Regions from separate parts of the Mus musculus genome. Here region 2 is linked to region 1. A link is a loop called in an ENCODE intact Hi-C map of the cell type or tissue named here. Cell type or tissue: left cerebral cortex. All regions are shown on one strand. Links, peaks and the distances in the headings refer to the core of each region. The heading gives the core; the rest is flanking DNA.

The links. Peaks named below come from ENCODE experiments on the same cell type or tissue, not always from the same donor. Only the 100,000 strongest peaks of a DNase experiment are listed, where the experiment ranks them.
Region 2: it touches region 1 in a loop (9-fold over the local background); 4 of 42 quality-filtered maps call a loop at or near these places.

Annotation. Positions count from the first base shown.
Region 1 is chr7:117,171,045-117,179,172 of GRCm38, reverse strand. No RefSeq gene overlaps it. Among named protein-coding and RNA genes, the nearest start is that of Gm39075, 54 kb to the left of the region's middle. In left cerebral cortex, for the core only: no CTCF peak of the experiment used is centred there; DNase peaks (open chromatin) are centred at 4,000 and 4,191; H3K27ac peaks cover 279 bases.
Region 2 is chr7:117,102,318-117,110,445 of GRCm38, reverse strand. No RefSeq gene overlaps it. Among named protein-coding and RNA genes, the nearest start is that of Gm39075, 120 kb to the left of the region's middle. In left cerebral cortex, for the core only: no CTCF peak of the experiment used is centred there; DNase peaks (open chromatin) are centred at 3,424, 4,277, 4,713 and 5,535; H3K27ac peaks cover 2,305 bases.

The DNA of each region.
Region 1 (8,128 bases), core at 2,509-6,508:
CACTGTGGTGCTGATCTTGGTTGTTAACAAGACACTCCTAGTAATACGGAATCTCAGTTGAAGAATTGCCTTCATCAGATAGACCTGTGTGCATGCCTGCATGGAATTTTATTGGCTGTTAGTCGGTGAAGGAGGAAGCATCCTAATGGAAACTTAGTTGTGTAAGAAAGCTGAGCATGAGCTTGAGAGAAAGCAAGATAAAACCAGTAAGCAGCACTCCCTATGGTGTCTGCTTCAGTTCCTGCTTCCAGGTTCCCGCCCTGACTATGCAGTGATTGACTGCTAGCCACTGAAGTGTACATGAAGTATAATGGGGCAGTACTGGAAGGCAGGTTGGATCCCCAGAGCTCTTTGGCTAGTCAGTAAGACTCTGCCTTGAAAAACAAAGTAGAATACAACTGAGGAAGACCCCTAATGTTGACCTCTAGCCTCTACAAATGTACACACACACACACACACACACACACACACACACACACACAAAGAAATCAGAGGCCTATCCAATCATATATTTTATATCTGAATAAGATTCATATCAGAAGGTGGCTTCATGGCCTGTTAATATCAAAGCCAGGACAAAGGTATCCATGAACCTCATGTGATAAAATGGACTCAAGGCTCAGACCAGGACCCCGCTGCCCAGCACAGTAGGTACCCTAGACTCCTCAGTATACGGCTTTTTTACGTTCTTACCCATACTGAGTAGGATTTTTCTGTGTTGCAGCTACTTGTGCATCACCATTGTGCCTGGTACCTGAACAAAATCATTGGCTCAGCAAGGTGGACCAGGGTGAAATTCTTTCTTTGGTCTGTCAGAGCCCCACCAGATGACAAGCTCCCAGGTTTGAAGGCTGAGAGTTCAAACAGCACAGTACTGGTTCTGATGCCACAGCCCACCCCACCCCACCCATCTATCAAACATCATGGTAGTGGTTTTGCAATAAAGGAAAATCCCATTATCAGACAGGAAAGCAGGAAAGGAGCAGGACGTGCCGGTAATTGTCTTTCATGACAACTCTCTTGTCACAAATGAGTGTCCATTGATCATTATATTAGTTCTATCTAAAGGTCTCATGCCAGGGACTCAGTCACCTTCTACTGGGCTCCATTTGTGTGTTTGTGTGTAAGTGGTACCCATATGTACAAGTGGTACCCATATGTACAAGTGTGTGTAGAGGCTAGAGGTCCACGTTGGGTTACTCATGCACTGTCCATTTTATTTACTGCAACAAAGTGCCTTGCTGCCTGAAGTGTCCCCATGTAGGCTAGGCTGGCCAGCAAGTGAGCGCAGGGATCTGCCTGTTTCTTCCTCCCCAACGTTGATATTTTAAGTGCCATCACTACTCATAGCTATTTTAGATCAGTTCTAAGAATTGAACTCAGGCCCTCATGCTCAGAAGACAAGCATGTTACAGATGGAGCTAATCCCCAGCCCTGAACAGCGCTCTTAAAGCTCTCATGACCTCATACCATCAGCCAAGCACCAAACACATAGCTGAACTTTCTTCACATATGTTTCTGGATGTAATACCTTTAACCAGGGGTTCTCAACCTTCCTAATGCTACAATCCTTTAATACAGTTCCTCATGTTGTGGAGATGCCCCAACCATAAAATTAATTCATTGCTAATTCAAAACTGTAATTTTCCTACCATTATGAATCATAATGTAAATATCTGATATGCAGGATATCTTGTATGTAACCTGACCTCCAAAGGGGTCAAGATCCACAGGTTGAGAACTACTGCCTTCAATGCTAGGGGGAGACATTTACCACATCCAAACAATAGCGGTAGCTCTTTCCTAATCTCTTAATAATAGAGGAAGGACTCATAGTCCTAAAAGAGATTCTCAACAGAAGCCAATGAAACTAAGGGGGGAGGGGGCTTCCTCTCAAACCACATTTGTTTTTGCTTCAAACCATACCAAACTCACACCTTACAATAGTGTGAAGAAGTCTAGAAACATCCCCATTTCTTCTCATGAGCAACTAGGGCACTGCAGGGGCAGAAGACTGTGAGAACTATGCTTGCTGTACCCTCTGAAAGTTCTAGGGTGGGAACACTTGACCATTTAAGGTCTCCTCCCGCCCCCAGGATCTACCTAATTGCAAGGTTCACAATCTGTTTTCAGTAAAGCAGTTAATTGTTCTTGAATGTTTTTGAGACTTTGGAAACATGACCTAAGATTAATGGCTCATAAACCTCATTTGTGCTTCTATTTGAGATTCTAGAAGCCTGATGTGCTTCTAGATTGGAGAGGGGCGAGGACCCTGAAAATGTGCTGTGTACCCCATAGCCATGGCTGCAGCAGGCAATCTGTTTCCCTATAAACTCCAACATGGGGTTCTGAGCAGGGGTTTTTTTGTTTTTTGTTTTTAATCAAAACAAAGCAAAACAAAACACTAGTTGGGTTTTTCTTTCTATGGGATTCATAATAAACGACTCTAATCCCTAAGCCTGGTGTCTTAGTCAGGGTTTTATTGCTGTGCACAGACACCATGACCAAGGTAACTTTTATAGGACAACATTTAATTGGGGCTGGCTTTCAAGTTCAGACGTTCAGTCCTGTATCATCAAGGTGGGAACATGGCAGCACCCATGCAGCCATGGTGCTGGAGAAGGAACTGAGAGTTCTACATCTTGTTCGGAAGGCAAACAGGAAAAACACTGTCATCCTCAGGAAGCTGGGAGAAAGCTCTCAAAGCCCACACCCACAATGACATACATCCTCTAACAAGGCCACAAGTCCAAAGAGTGCCACTCCCCGGGGCCAAGCATATTCAAACCACCACACCTGGTCTTGTAGGTTACGACTTTTCTAGGCACACCCTTAAAACCTGTGGACATCTCTCCTAGTAGCAGAAGTTGGTTTCTGTGGCACACAAAGTCTGAACTTGGAGACCAAAAACTCTAGTGGAGACATGGAGCATAAGTCATCAGTATAGGAAGGGAAGGTGACCGGAGCAGGTTCAATCTTATTAAAGGGGCAAACACCATGTAGGTCCCTGCAGCTGCAACTTCAGGCAGAAATGGGGACATGAGCAGGTCCACCCTTATGAAAGGGACAAAGATTTCTTAGGTCCCTGTAGAATTATGCATTTGGTCTTTCCTGTGGCACCAGAAAATCAGATACCAGGAAAAGCCTGACTTCTCACTTCTGCTGGTAAGCAGTTAGTTCATGGAGACACGTGTGCAGAATCCACTCTCGCAGGCACATTTTTTCTCCTAGATTTCTTCTCCTTAGAGATCCATGGCTTGTTCTTCTAGAAATCACTGTCAAGATTCAGAGATGAAAGGGGATGTCAAGAGGTCATAGGGACTGGAAAACCTAACAGAGACAGATGCTTCAAGGGAAGTTTCAAATATCAGGACACCAGGATATCACCCTCTGGACACCAGAATTGAATTCATATCTAAGGAACTGCTATAGTCTACATCCTGGTCCAGCTAGAATAGTAATCACCTTAGGTAATAGGAGGTCTACAGGAAGACAAGTATTTCTAGAGTATTCTCTAGAGTAGAGGTGCTAGAAGAGACAAAAGATTGATCTTCCAAAGTCTATCCACACAAATCAATTGTAATGGAATCACAGCCATTACAATGAATAGCTCTGATCCACAGAGTGTATACTGTGTGTCAAGACAAGTGATTTATTGATATCCTCTTATTTCATTTTCTCAATGAGCCTAGTAGGTACTGAAACTATGATTATCCTCTATCTAAGATATGAAAACAGGCTGAGGATGGTTAAGTCATTGACTTAGGATCTCGTAGATTATAACATCTGAATTCTATTAGAGAATGAGCACCCCTCTCGCCCCACCCCCTCCTTCCCTGTGGTATTCTCTCTCTCTTGAGGGTTCTGAGTAGGAAGTTCAAGAGAAAGCTGAAATAACTTCCTCTCCCAACTTCCAGCCACTCCCAGAGTAGGCTAAAAAGCAGCATGGGAACAGATGGCTGTTGGGTGGTGTATAAATTCCCTTCAAATGTATATCCTGAATATACAAAAACAAATTAGCGTGATTGGAAAGTCAGCATGCTTTTAAAAAGAAATAGAGAGGTTCTTTGGCTTCCAAGATCTTTTATCATTGTGTACTGGGGACCATATGGATGCCATCAGTTTGCCTAGGGATGGCAAGAGAAAGGAAGGGAAGAACACACAAAACCTTGAGGAAACAGTGAGTGTGTATCGATGTTGAGAATAGGAGTCCGGCGCTACTCTTGGCACCGGATTGCCTGAGTGGGCTGTTGGGACTTATTTTTGTAGCAGCTCTTTGACAATGTCATTCACACGCTGCACAGTTTTCACATATAAAATTTATAGTTCAGTGTTGTTTGTACTTTCTTTCAGACATGTGCAACTCTAACCACAGACAATTTTAGAACGTTTCCTGACATCAAAATTAAGCCCTGTATCCTATCACCTGCCATTTCCCTTCCCTATGGAACCAACAAATTATGGTCTGTCTACATGGATTTCATCATAAAATGGGATTTTTTTTTCAACTGACTTCATTCATTTAGCATATATTTTTGGGTCCATGGCTTGAGGTTTTAATGACTTTAAAAAAATCTCTCTCTCTCTCTCTCTCTCTCTCTCTCTCTCTCTCTCTCTCTCTCTCTCCCTCTCCCTCTCCCTCTCCCTCTCCCTCTCCCTCTCTCCCTTTCCTCCCTCCCTCCCTCTCTCCCTCTCCTCCCTCCCTCCCTCTCTGCCTCCCAGCTACTTTAGCAAAATCCTTCAAATCAGTGACTGGAGCCTTCCTTTGGCTTGGTAAAGGACACCAGCAAGCATTCTGTCTGGCTAGATTCTGCTGATTTGATTTACAGAATCGAGGCCACCAGCCAAATATTTGAATCTGTCCTTTCTTCATCTCACTCTTTTTGGGAACTTGAAGAACTTTAGTCTTAGGAATAGAGTCAGTTACCTCAGGTATCTGAAAGTATCTGTCTATGGAGTGTGGCCCAGGTCTGTGGAACTTGTACCTCCAGTCTCTCCCCAAACATCCTAAAGGGCATGTTTACTGATGGATATCCCATGGTTTTGGTACCGTTTTTATACAATATGTGAAGAGAAAGTATAACATGTATATCATTCCATAGATAGATAGATAGATAGATAGATAGATAGAGCAAGAATGAATATAATACTGAGATAATAAAGAGTTTAGATATAGATAGATAGATAGATAGATAGATAGATAGATAGATAGATAGATGATAGATATTTTGTGTGATGCAACAGAGCTAACAAATGATGTTTAAGAACCTGTAAATGAATTGGCAATAACATGCATTGCCAGGTGTGAAAGAGTTCTATCAACTTAAAGGGAGGTAGAATAAGAACTGTAAGTGACAGAAATAAGGCCTGTGAGCATAGCATGGTTTTTAGGTTCAACTGCTAATGCTGCCTCTGACCAAGCACATGATGCACCAAGCTTCCCGGAGTTTCTGTTTCTTCATCATCAAAACAGAAGCAATGTTAAGAAGAGTGTGTCATGGCTCCGTGTGGTAAAAAAGCACTCGAGGAGCTGAGTTTGGATCACTGGGCCTCCAGAAAATGTTGGGCTGGTTGTCTGGAGGGCTATAACCCTAGACATACAGGAGGCAGAGACAGGAGAATCTCTGGGGCTTGCTGACTATTAGCCTAGCTTCAGGAACATTGTGAGACCCCATCTTAAGAGAATACAGCAGAAAGTGATAAAGTAGGTTACCGGACTTCATCATCTGGTTTCCGGATGTGCACACAAATATGTCACCATAAATGCATGTATGTGTGCACGGGCTCAAGCACACACACACACACACACACACACACACACAGAGGAAGGTGCATACACTTCAAATAGATACACATACCTGTGCAAGCACACACACACTACAAATACCTAGTTACACACAGAGGTGCATATACTATAAATTCTCTCTGTGTGTCACACACACATACACACACCACAAATACATACACAAACCACCACAAACAAAAACTTTTAAATTAAAAAAAATTAAACATAAATTAAGAGGAAGTGGTTGGTTTCTCCCACAGCATTTGTACTATTATACCAGTGGACATATCTTGCCAGACAGTAGTTATTATAGCTCACAAGTTCACTGAGCAAATCGATTGCTCCCTAGTCTGCATAGGACATTCCAGTAGTGTGAAAGCTAGCCGGAGATGGAGCTTCTAGGGAAAGAGCAGCTTGACTTCCCATGTTCTATGACTCTAGCATATGTGGTATCTTAAACAATATAGCCTAGTCCATCAAGTTCTGGAGGGGCATCAAAAGCATTGGCAAGAATTAAGACAACTCCACAATATGGAGCATATGCTTGGCTCTCTTAACTGGATAAATAAACCTTTGACTAACTAGGCCAGCCATAGTTCCTTGAAAATTAGCTAATACTATTATTCTGCTAAGTGTATATGGTAGTAAACTGCTCCTAAGTTCTTATCTTTATACCCCCCAAATAAGTGCATATCTCAACCCTCATTAAGGAGCTTATTTTTGCAGTAAATGATGATTAATATAGAGACTCATAATTAGTCACTGTGCAGAGAATAAGAGGGTGACAAGTACTCAGATTTCAAAGGGATATTTATATCATACCCTTTCTTCCCAAGGCTCAGGCACCATCTCAGAAGAGAAGCAGCAAGATTTCAAGAACCAGACACAAAGGGTGTCTGGAGTTAAACAGAGTTCATAAGACCGGCAAGGTCATACACCAAACCTGTATAACATCAAGCCAGCCAAGATCCTGGCATGGGTGGAGGATGCTCATGAAGTTGCCCCTCTAGTTAAGGAGCTGTTGGCAACTAGTAGCTTCTGGAAAAGGAAAAGTCAATTTTCTTATGTGTCATTAGATTGTGTTACACCAATAGACATATATCTATCACTAAGTGGAATCAGGGGTTTTAAGAACAGAGCACATCTCAGGGCTACATCAGGTCTTCTGCATATATATTATGGCTTTCAGCTTAGTATTTTTATAGCACTCCTGAGTATCTAAACGAGTGGGTCTCTGATTCTTCTGCCTTCTCTTGGAGTTCTTTGCCTTCTGTTAGTTTGCCTCGTCCAACTTAGACCGTGATGGTGTTTGTTTTATGTTATTACATTTAACCTTATTTTGTTGTTATTCTTTAAAATCCTGCTCTTTTCTAATGAGAGACAGAGAGGGAGTGGATCCAGATGGGAGGGGACGAGGGGAGGAACCGAGAGGAGTAGAGAGAGGGGAAATTATAATCAGGATACCTTGTATGAGAAAAGAATCTATTTTTCATAAAAGGGAGAAGCACAGCACATCAGCTTGGGAGGGGAAAGTAGTGGGAGGTAAAGTCTAGAGAGGGGACCATAGGGGAAGCAGTGTGAGGTAAACTTGATCAAAACACATATACGCCCATATAAAAGTCTTAAACAATGTTTACAAATTCCAAAAAAGATTAAAAGATGAATTGTTTAAAAATTTTAAAAAAGTGTTACTAACTCTGTAGGATATTTTGAGATTAAAGTGTTTAGGAGCTAATTATTACAACAGTAGTTACTGCCATTTCCAAACCATCAGCATATGCACATTAAGCCACTCTCAGATAACGTGCTACTTGTCTAATTGCCCAGCATCCTTGCAAGATAGTATGCAAGATAGTCAAACTCTCCCTTACTCGATGAAGAAACTGGTTCGGCAAGGTTAAATGACTTCCTTCAAACCTCTTAGTTCACAGGTTGTTAAGTTAAGGGTTAACACAAGACTTTCTTATAATAAGGGGCTCACATCCAACATTGCAGATATTCATTGCTAGTGGAAGAGAGAAAGATTCAAATCCAAGAGACATTATTCATCTGTAAGCCAGAAAGGCATTTTTTGAAAGTCATGCAAACACTGTAAAATTTAAAATAGGCAATTTCACATTTTAATGGCACAGTTTGAAATGGGACACTATCAAATCTATGACTTAAATACCAGTGTAAGGACAAGAGACAATGTCTAGACATCTGGTATACCAGCTCTAACACTTTGTCTGCTATTCAACCGTCTACCCAGGGGAGAAATGAGGTTTTAGGAAGAAACTCTATTCAATGTCTGGTACAAAGGGCTTTCAGTACATAAATTTATGTTCCAGGAACAATCTTGTG
Region 2 (8,128 bases), core at 2,777-6,776, 69 kb after region 1:
ATTCAATAGTACTTTTTAAAACTTAATATACTGGAGCTGCCTTCAGCCCTTTAAGAGGACCAGAATGGCATCCATGATAGGTAATTTAAAACAACCAGCTCCAAAGGATTCAACACCCTCTTCTGGTGTTCAAGGATGCTGCATACATATAGCATACATTCACACAGACAGACAGACTCATATATAAATAAAATAAATAAAAAATTTTAAATGCCTGGGCTTAGTGGCACATTTCTTTAATCCCAGTACTTGAGAGGCAGAGGCAAGCAGTTCTCTGTGGGTTTGACACAAGCTTGGTCTACATACATACTTTTCTCAGAAAATAAAAGCTTGACAAACCATTCATTAAAAATGCACTGGGTGTGAAATTGGTCTTTATGGATATGTAGAATAAAATAAACATGGTACCACTCAACCACATAAAAATGCAAAACGGAAAGAACAATATAAATGAGCATTTATCCCCCAATGATGCACAAGATTTTATTCAATACCTAAAATTCAAAGGAACTTGAAATATGTTTTCTTCTTTTTAATAAATCTACTCGAGATAGGTGTTTGGTAGGTTGCTCACTGATGCCAATCATACATAAATATGTGTATTGCATAGGAAAATTGGAACTGGAGAGATGGTTCAGTGGGTATGGTCCTTTCTAAGAAGTATGAGGACTTGAGTTTGGGATCCAGAACCTATATCAGAAACCAGGCAAGGGAGCACATGTGGGTTATCCTAGGGCTTGGAAGATGGAAGAGACAGATGGGCACCTAAGGTTTGCTGTTCAGGCAGCCTAGACTCCAGGTTCAGTCAGAAACCCTGTTTCAAAGCAGAAATGATGGCTAATTGCCCGAGGAACAATATGGACATTGTTGTCTGGGCTCTGAAGTCTCTAGTGCCCACACATATGCACCTGTACTTCACAAGCACCCATACACAAACATATGCACAAATTAAATATATGTCTTACACAGAAAAAATATTCCAAAGATTATCTTGCTGAGGCTGGCAAGGTGGCTCAGAGGGTAAGAGCCCTTGCCACCAAGCCTGATGCCCTGAAGTTGATCTTCCACATGGTGGAAGGAGAGAACCAACTCCTGCAAATTGTCCTCTGACATCCACATACATGTTGTTGCATGTATACACTCACAAACATACACATGATTGAAGTGGAAACTTAGGGCTCTTTGTGAAGTCGGTTCAGTGGTGTTTTGCTGGGGCAAACGAGTGAAGGAACATTGAGCTGAAGTGGACACAGGTGAAAGGCTGCGGCAGACTCGTGAAGAAAGGTTTAGCTTTAGCAGAACATCCTTTCACCTGTGTCCACTTCAGCTCAATGTTCCTTCACTCGTTTGCCTCAGCAAACCACCACCCAACCGACTTTACAAAAAAAAAAAAAAAAAAAACCAACTTAAGTTTCCACTTCACATGACACATAAAAAAAAATGTTTGAAATGTTATCTTTCTAGCCAATTAGTTATCATTCAAGCAGAAGAAGAGGTCAATAGACTAGAATTAGTTTATGTAAAGAATCAGTTATGATAATATACCTAGACAACCACTGTAATCTAACACAAACTCCACAGGGAATCTGTCACTGTCTGTCTGTCTGTTTGTCTGTCTGTCTATCTGTCTCAGTCCCTCTCATACCCACACACCTTACCAGTGAGCATCTAACATATATAAGCCAGCTTTTTGCTCTTGACTAAGGCATCAGCAACCAAAGCCAACACACTGAGGAAAGCAGAACAACAGCACAAACTTGGATGTTAACGCTGACAAACAAGTGGCAGACAAGAGCTTTGCACATTTTCCAAGCTACACCTTCCCACCCACCACAGGCTGTCAGCAGAACCCCAGCAGGGTGTGAGTCATCTCCACACAGGAGCATAAACAGAGGGGACTCCCCAGGCTAACCAAACACCCTTCAACACCTTCATCAGCCCCTGCTCTGTCGCCACATCCAAATAGGACATTGCCTCTAGCCTGGTCTCAGAGCCTGAGGACATTCTGAGCCTCTCAAAGCCCCTGCGTTCCTCATCACCAATACTGAACTCTTCCATTCTCCAATATCATCCCTGATCTCTCATGCCTGAGTCAAGGGCTCATTCCCTGTTCTTCCTCAGTGTCACACAAGGTCCTTCAGGTATTAGTCCTATCATCCCAGATTCTACACCTAACCCTTCTGATCAGCCACCTCATAAAAGCACTCCAACATCCTATCTGACACATCTTAGCATGTCCAGTGCCTGACTCTGAGCATCCAAACCCACTCTTTTCTTGTGTGTCGCTTACAATGACTGAAGAGAAGAGATGATGACAGGATGAGCCTCTCTTCTAGCCAGGTTTATAACTTTGTCAAGCTCATCTCTGTACTGGAGACAGTTTTCTCAACTAATATTCCTGTGTTCAAATCCTAACTTAGCAGGATGAGTGACTTACTTGACGATACACCTAGGAGTAACTTCTACCTCTTCCAACTCCTGCAAATCCCATGGCATCAGCTGCTACAGCAATCCACCCTACTTAGACTTCGGGTTAGTTGAGGTCACACACCTCCATTTGATGGCTAATTTTCTTTGTCAACTTGATACAATCCAGAATCAACTGGGAAGAGCATCTCAATGAGGAGTGCTCTGAATTAGTTCTCCCTGTGGCCATGTCTGTGGGGGATTACCTTGATTGTGTTAACTGATGTTGAGAGATCCAGCCCACCTGTGTTTGGGTCACAGACTGTGTAAGAGTTCAGAAAGTGAGCTATGACCTCACAGCATGAATGTGTTTGTTCCTCTTTACTTCTGACTGTGGATGTGGTGTGACTAGCAGTTCTAAGTTCCTGCCACCTTGACTTCTAGAATGGGCTGTAACCTGGAATCATGAGTTAGCATAAGCCTTTCTCCCCTAATTTGCCTTTTGTTGGGGCATTTTTATCATGGCAATGGAAATAAAAGTCAGCATCCCCAGGGACCATCTGTGATGATGGAGAACATGGGTCTCTGTCCTGGGTCTCTGTTCATCTTCACTGGCTGGACTGCACAGGTCAGAAAGCAGAACACTGGTAAAGACAATGTCTTGGGTACTACCCAAGCTCACATATTCCACCACTGCCATCTTTTATGGGACTTGTGTTCTAAATTAGTCCAGCAGAAAATGTGTGTTTTCTTGTTCCTATCTGGATGAACTTCATCTGTGAGATGAAACAGGTGACAGCCATCTGCATGCACATTGCCTCTGTACGTGCCTTCCTCGAGACACATCTTTGGGAGAAGAGCTGGGGTGTGAAGCCAACCAACGCCCCATTGCACTCGCTCCCCTCTAACTTTTAGACCTCACTGCATACTCTTTTCCTCTTCCTGCCTGGGCTGAGTCTTGGCGGCTCCTGCAGCAATAAGGGGAGCTATTTCAGGGAAACAGTTGATACTTGGCGAGTCCTCCTACAGACCAGCAATAGCTGTTCGACATGTTAAATGCCTCCCAGATGGAGATGCTTAGCATTTGTAGGAGGAATAATTTGGAAGAGAAAAATGCATTTGTCTTTTGGCATCCTGTGGATTCTGACATAGAAGATAGAGAACACCGTGGGACTTGCCATCCACATGTCAGGGTTTTCTTAGAATTTTGCAAGTGCTGGGTGACCGCACTGCTTCTTCCTCTGGAGCTATCAAGTTCTGGAAAGGGTCACAGCACAGGGAAAAGTGTAAAGAGCTGAGTCTCTGAGGCTTCAGGGTTCCCAGAAAGAAACAACACAGGCTTAGCCTTCTGTCTACCATTGGCAGACGCTATAATCATGTGGACCAGGGGGTTGGGAAGATGGCTCGGTTGTAATGTGTCTGCTGTGTTGTGCAACGACCAGAGCTTGATCCTCAGCGCCCATGGGCATGCACATGAGAAGACAGACAGATTCTGAGGCCTGCTGGCCAGTAAGCATAGTTGAGTCGGTGAGCCCCAGGTGAGGGTGGGGGGCTCAAAACTTAAAGTAGGTAACTCTTGAGGAACAATAACCAAGGTCAATCTTTACCATCTGCATGTATGCACAGGCATATGCACATGTACCAACACACACACACAATCACACAATCACACAGATGTAAGCAGTGTACCTCCACACACATACAATCAATCACACAAACATATGCACATGGACATGCACCCTCCCATATTATACAGTGGTGTGGACCTGATGATCCTTTTGAATCACATCTGTTATATACAGAGAAACTTGAGAAGTCTATGACAAACAAGCAGAGACAGCTAGGGGTTGAGACTCCAGGGTCCTAGCTGTGTTCTGCCTTCAACCTCCTTTGTAGATAAAGCAAACTACCTAACCACCTTGCCTCAATTTCTCTCTGTGTCTCTGATAATGGGTGGGATTAAATAGCTTTTACAGTCTTTTCTAACGTAAGAACTGTGCTATAGCTCTGGCGTCCAAAGGACGGAGGTAACATTATTGATGTGGAGGAATAGTGAAATTGTCCTTTACTGTGAGCTGCCTGATGCAAGAAAGAGAGAACGCCACTGAATTATTCATCATGTCCTACTATTCACGGTGGGGACAGAGTATATCCTTCATTAAAAAAAAAAAAAAGACTTGAATCTACAGCCCCTTTCCTGATTCATCCTCTTTATACCCACAGATCCCCAGGGTGCAAAGAGTCTCACAAGCATGGTTTTCCTTTGGGTAGGCATTTGAAGTGCTAGTGTGGGGGATATGCACAGAGCTTTCGAATGAGCCCAACTCCAAAACCCAGATATATTTTCTTTGCCATAGTGAGGAATTTAGGCAGTCAGAGGGAGTTCCCAGAGGGAACCACCTCCCATGAAAAGAAGCAGCAATCAAAACTGGCTTTGGCAAGGATGCTTCCCACCCAAAGGACACAACCCAAGCTTCCCACCCTCAGCTTCCCAAATTTCAACTCAGGCTTTGATTTATTAGATAAACTAGATGATCCTCTTGTCTGCTCTGCATCACTGCCAATAGTAGGGTCCAGAGAACAAGCGGGTGGCAACCAACCACCAAGTTCACAGGAGTCCTGCTGTCATTTGAAGTGTTAAAGCTCACGGACTTCTGTGAGCTTGGCTTCCTACCACTGTGCTGATTGTATCTACTTTCTCTGAAGGTTAGTTTTAATTGTTAACTTGACACAATCTAGAATCATCTGTGACAAGGTTCTCAGTGAGGGATTGTCTAGATTCAGTTAGCCTGAGGATATTTCTGTGAGAGATTTTTATCAACTGGGTTAGTTGTGGTGGAAAGGCCCACCTTAAAAGTGGATGGAATTGTTTCATATGCTGGTCAGAATTTCATAAAGTGAAGAACAGTAGCTGAGCAGTAAGCATACATGCATTTTATTCTTTTGAGTATGGGCCCACCTTTTGTACTGAGGCCAGCCTGGTCTACGTATCAAGTTCCAAGCCAGCCAGGTCTCCACAGTGAACATTTGTCCCACAAATGACAACAAAAAACCAAAAGGCAACTAGGGGTCTGGGGTGTAATCATGCAAACCTAAAACCCTAGAATTCCAGGGGCTGAGGCAGGAGGATCCTTAGTTCAAAGCCAGCCTTGGCACTGCGTCAAGGCCCCGCCTCAATCAAAACGGATGTAAAACTGGTAAGTGGATGAATGAGGGTATTTATTACTGGCTGCTTCCGGATCCCATCCTGGCTTCCTGACAGTGATGAACTGGAACTTGGAACTGTGAGCTAAAATGAAAACAAACTCCTTTTTCTAAGTTGCTTTTGTTGTTATTGTTAGAGTGATTTTTCAAAGCAACTGGAAAGGAAACTAGAATCCTTGTTTGTTTGTTTGTTTGTTTGTTTGTTTAAAGCGAAGGGTTTTTCCTTTTTTATCACTAAAAAGAATTCCTCAAAATTTCCTAGTTCCTCATAAAGTCAGACATCAATAATGCATTTTAAGGCTGTGTGGGTTTTTCCATTCTTGCTGTCCTATGGCAGTCCTCAAGGGCAGCCATATTGAATCTCAGCACTAACAATCTTGGTCAATATACAGAACAATCCTAGAATCTTTCAGGGTTTGGCCAATAATATCTCTTGGGGCTTATTCCCTTAGCCAGGGACTTGAAGAGTCTACTAGCAGCCAACTCATTTCACGTGACCTTGCAGGAGGTTCGTAACAGAAATGTTATGTTGGGGAGAACTTTTTTTCCCCCACTGGTTTTACTTTGCAAGCCTGGAATCCTCTAGAGAAGCCGGAACCACTTGAGGTATTAGGACAAACAGCAGTGTATTCAAACGCAAACCTCTGTGTTGTAAGGGACTACAACAGTCATCTAGCCCTCTGAGTGACATGTATTCCTCCTAAGAAGACTGCTTTAGAATAAGCTGTGTGTCCACTGGAGGAACATGTTCACACTGTGTTCTTAGAAATCCAACCCTGATGGCCTGCCATGGTGACTCATGCCTGCAATCTTAACATTCAGGAAGACAGGAGGGTTGCTGAAGCTGAAGGCAACCTGAATGGCAGAGGGGTGTGGGGGAGAGGGAGAGGGATAAGGAGAGGGAGGGAGCGAGAGAAGAGACATAGACAGAGACAGAGAGACAGAGACAGAGACAGACACAGAGACAAAGACCTTGTGTTAAAAAATGTGGGCTGAGGGCTTGGGAGCGTAGCTTGGTTGGTAGAGTGTTTGCTTAGCATGCTTGAAGCTCAGGGTTTGAGTTCAGCAGCACATAAACTCTGTATGGTGACACATGGTTGTAATCTAAGTGCTCTTCTAAAGACAGAGGCAGGAGAATCAAAAGGTTATCCCCAGCTACTTGTGGAGTTCAAGGCCAACCTGGGATATCTGATATCCTGTCTAAAGAAGAAACATCCCAGATGTCTCTTGATGGAAACCAGTGGTTTCAGTCATCACAGTCATGACTCCAGCTCCTGAGGGAATGTCTATCAACCTCAGTGGCTGTTTTTATAGCTCACAGATTTAAACACTGTGGTGGATGTGTCTGTCTCCTTCACCTTGGAGAGGACCACAAGGCTGGCACTCAAGTTGAAAAGCAGAGCTCTAAGAAAACGTGAGTGAGTTCCCTGTCCTCAGGGACACGACTGATGATGGGTGGGACTTTATCTGAGGTGATGAGGAGGGAAGCTGGTCTCTTCATTTGGGACCTGGCACTTTCAACATCTCGGATGTCTTTTCTCACAGAGCTGTCAGTGTCTCTAGATGAAAACCCCTCCACACAGCTGTGTGAGGCGAGAGGCGAGCAGAGAGGTCAAGAGTGTACCAATTGCCAATTGCCCCCCCCCTAACTGCAGCCTCCAGTATCCCCTGTTGTCCCAATGTTTCTTGTTTATTATTCACAAGGCCCCAGTTCTGTGTGAGGAGGGGACACTGTCTAATTATATCAGGTGATAGAGACCATCTGGAGGATCAACAGCTCTGCATACAGTTTCTGGTTCTGGCCTTAAAATGCCCACAATGTGGGCTAGTGAGATGGCTCAGTGGTTGAAGCCCTGGCTGTACAAGCAAAATGACCAGACTTAAGGTCCCTGGAACCCATCTAAATGCCAGATGTGCATGGCAGCTTGTCTGTTATTCCAGTCTAGGAAGGCAGATGGCTTTCAAGTCAAGCAATCTCCATGAGCTCTGGTTTTGGTCAAGAGACTCTGCTTCAATGAATAAGGTGGAAGAGAAATCAAGGAGAATTCTTAATATCCTCAGAGTTCCACAATCATGTACACATTTGTGCACCCTGACTATACAGAACACACACACACACACACACACACACACACACACACACACACACGTGCATGCACGAACACACATGCACACAGTTGTGTGCAAGTCGCATACACATGAAAAGAAGAAAGAGGAAAAATGGCCAGAATTTAACAATTTGTACTCTGCAAAGTCACCTATCACTGGTTTCTTTCCTCCTTCCCTTCCTTCCTCCAAACTTCCTTGTCATTCCAGTGGGGCTTAAGTAGTTACATTAGGCAGGGTTCTCTAGAAATGCAGCATCAGCAATATATGCAGGCTGGTGGAGTTATTGGATGGTTTTAGACCATGGTATCTGGATGGGGGAAGGGTAGAGAACCGAGGAGATGCTCAGTCTGAGAAACTGGGCACCTCTGCAGTCACAATCTGAGGCTGAATGCCTGGAAACTTCTTGGAG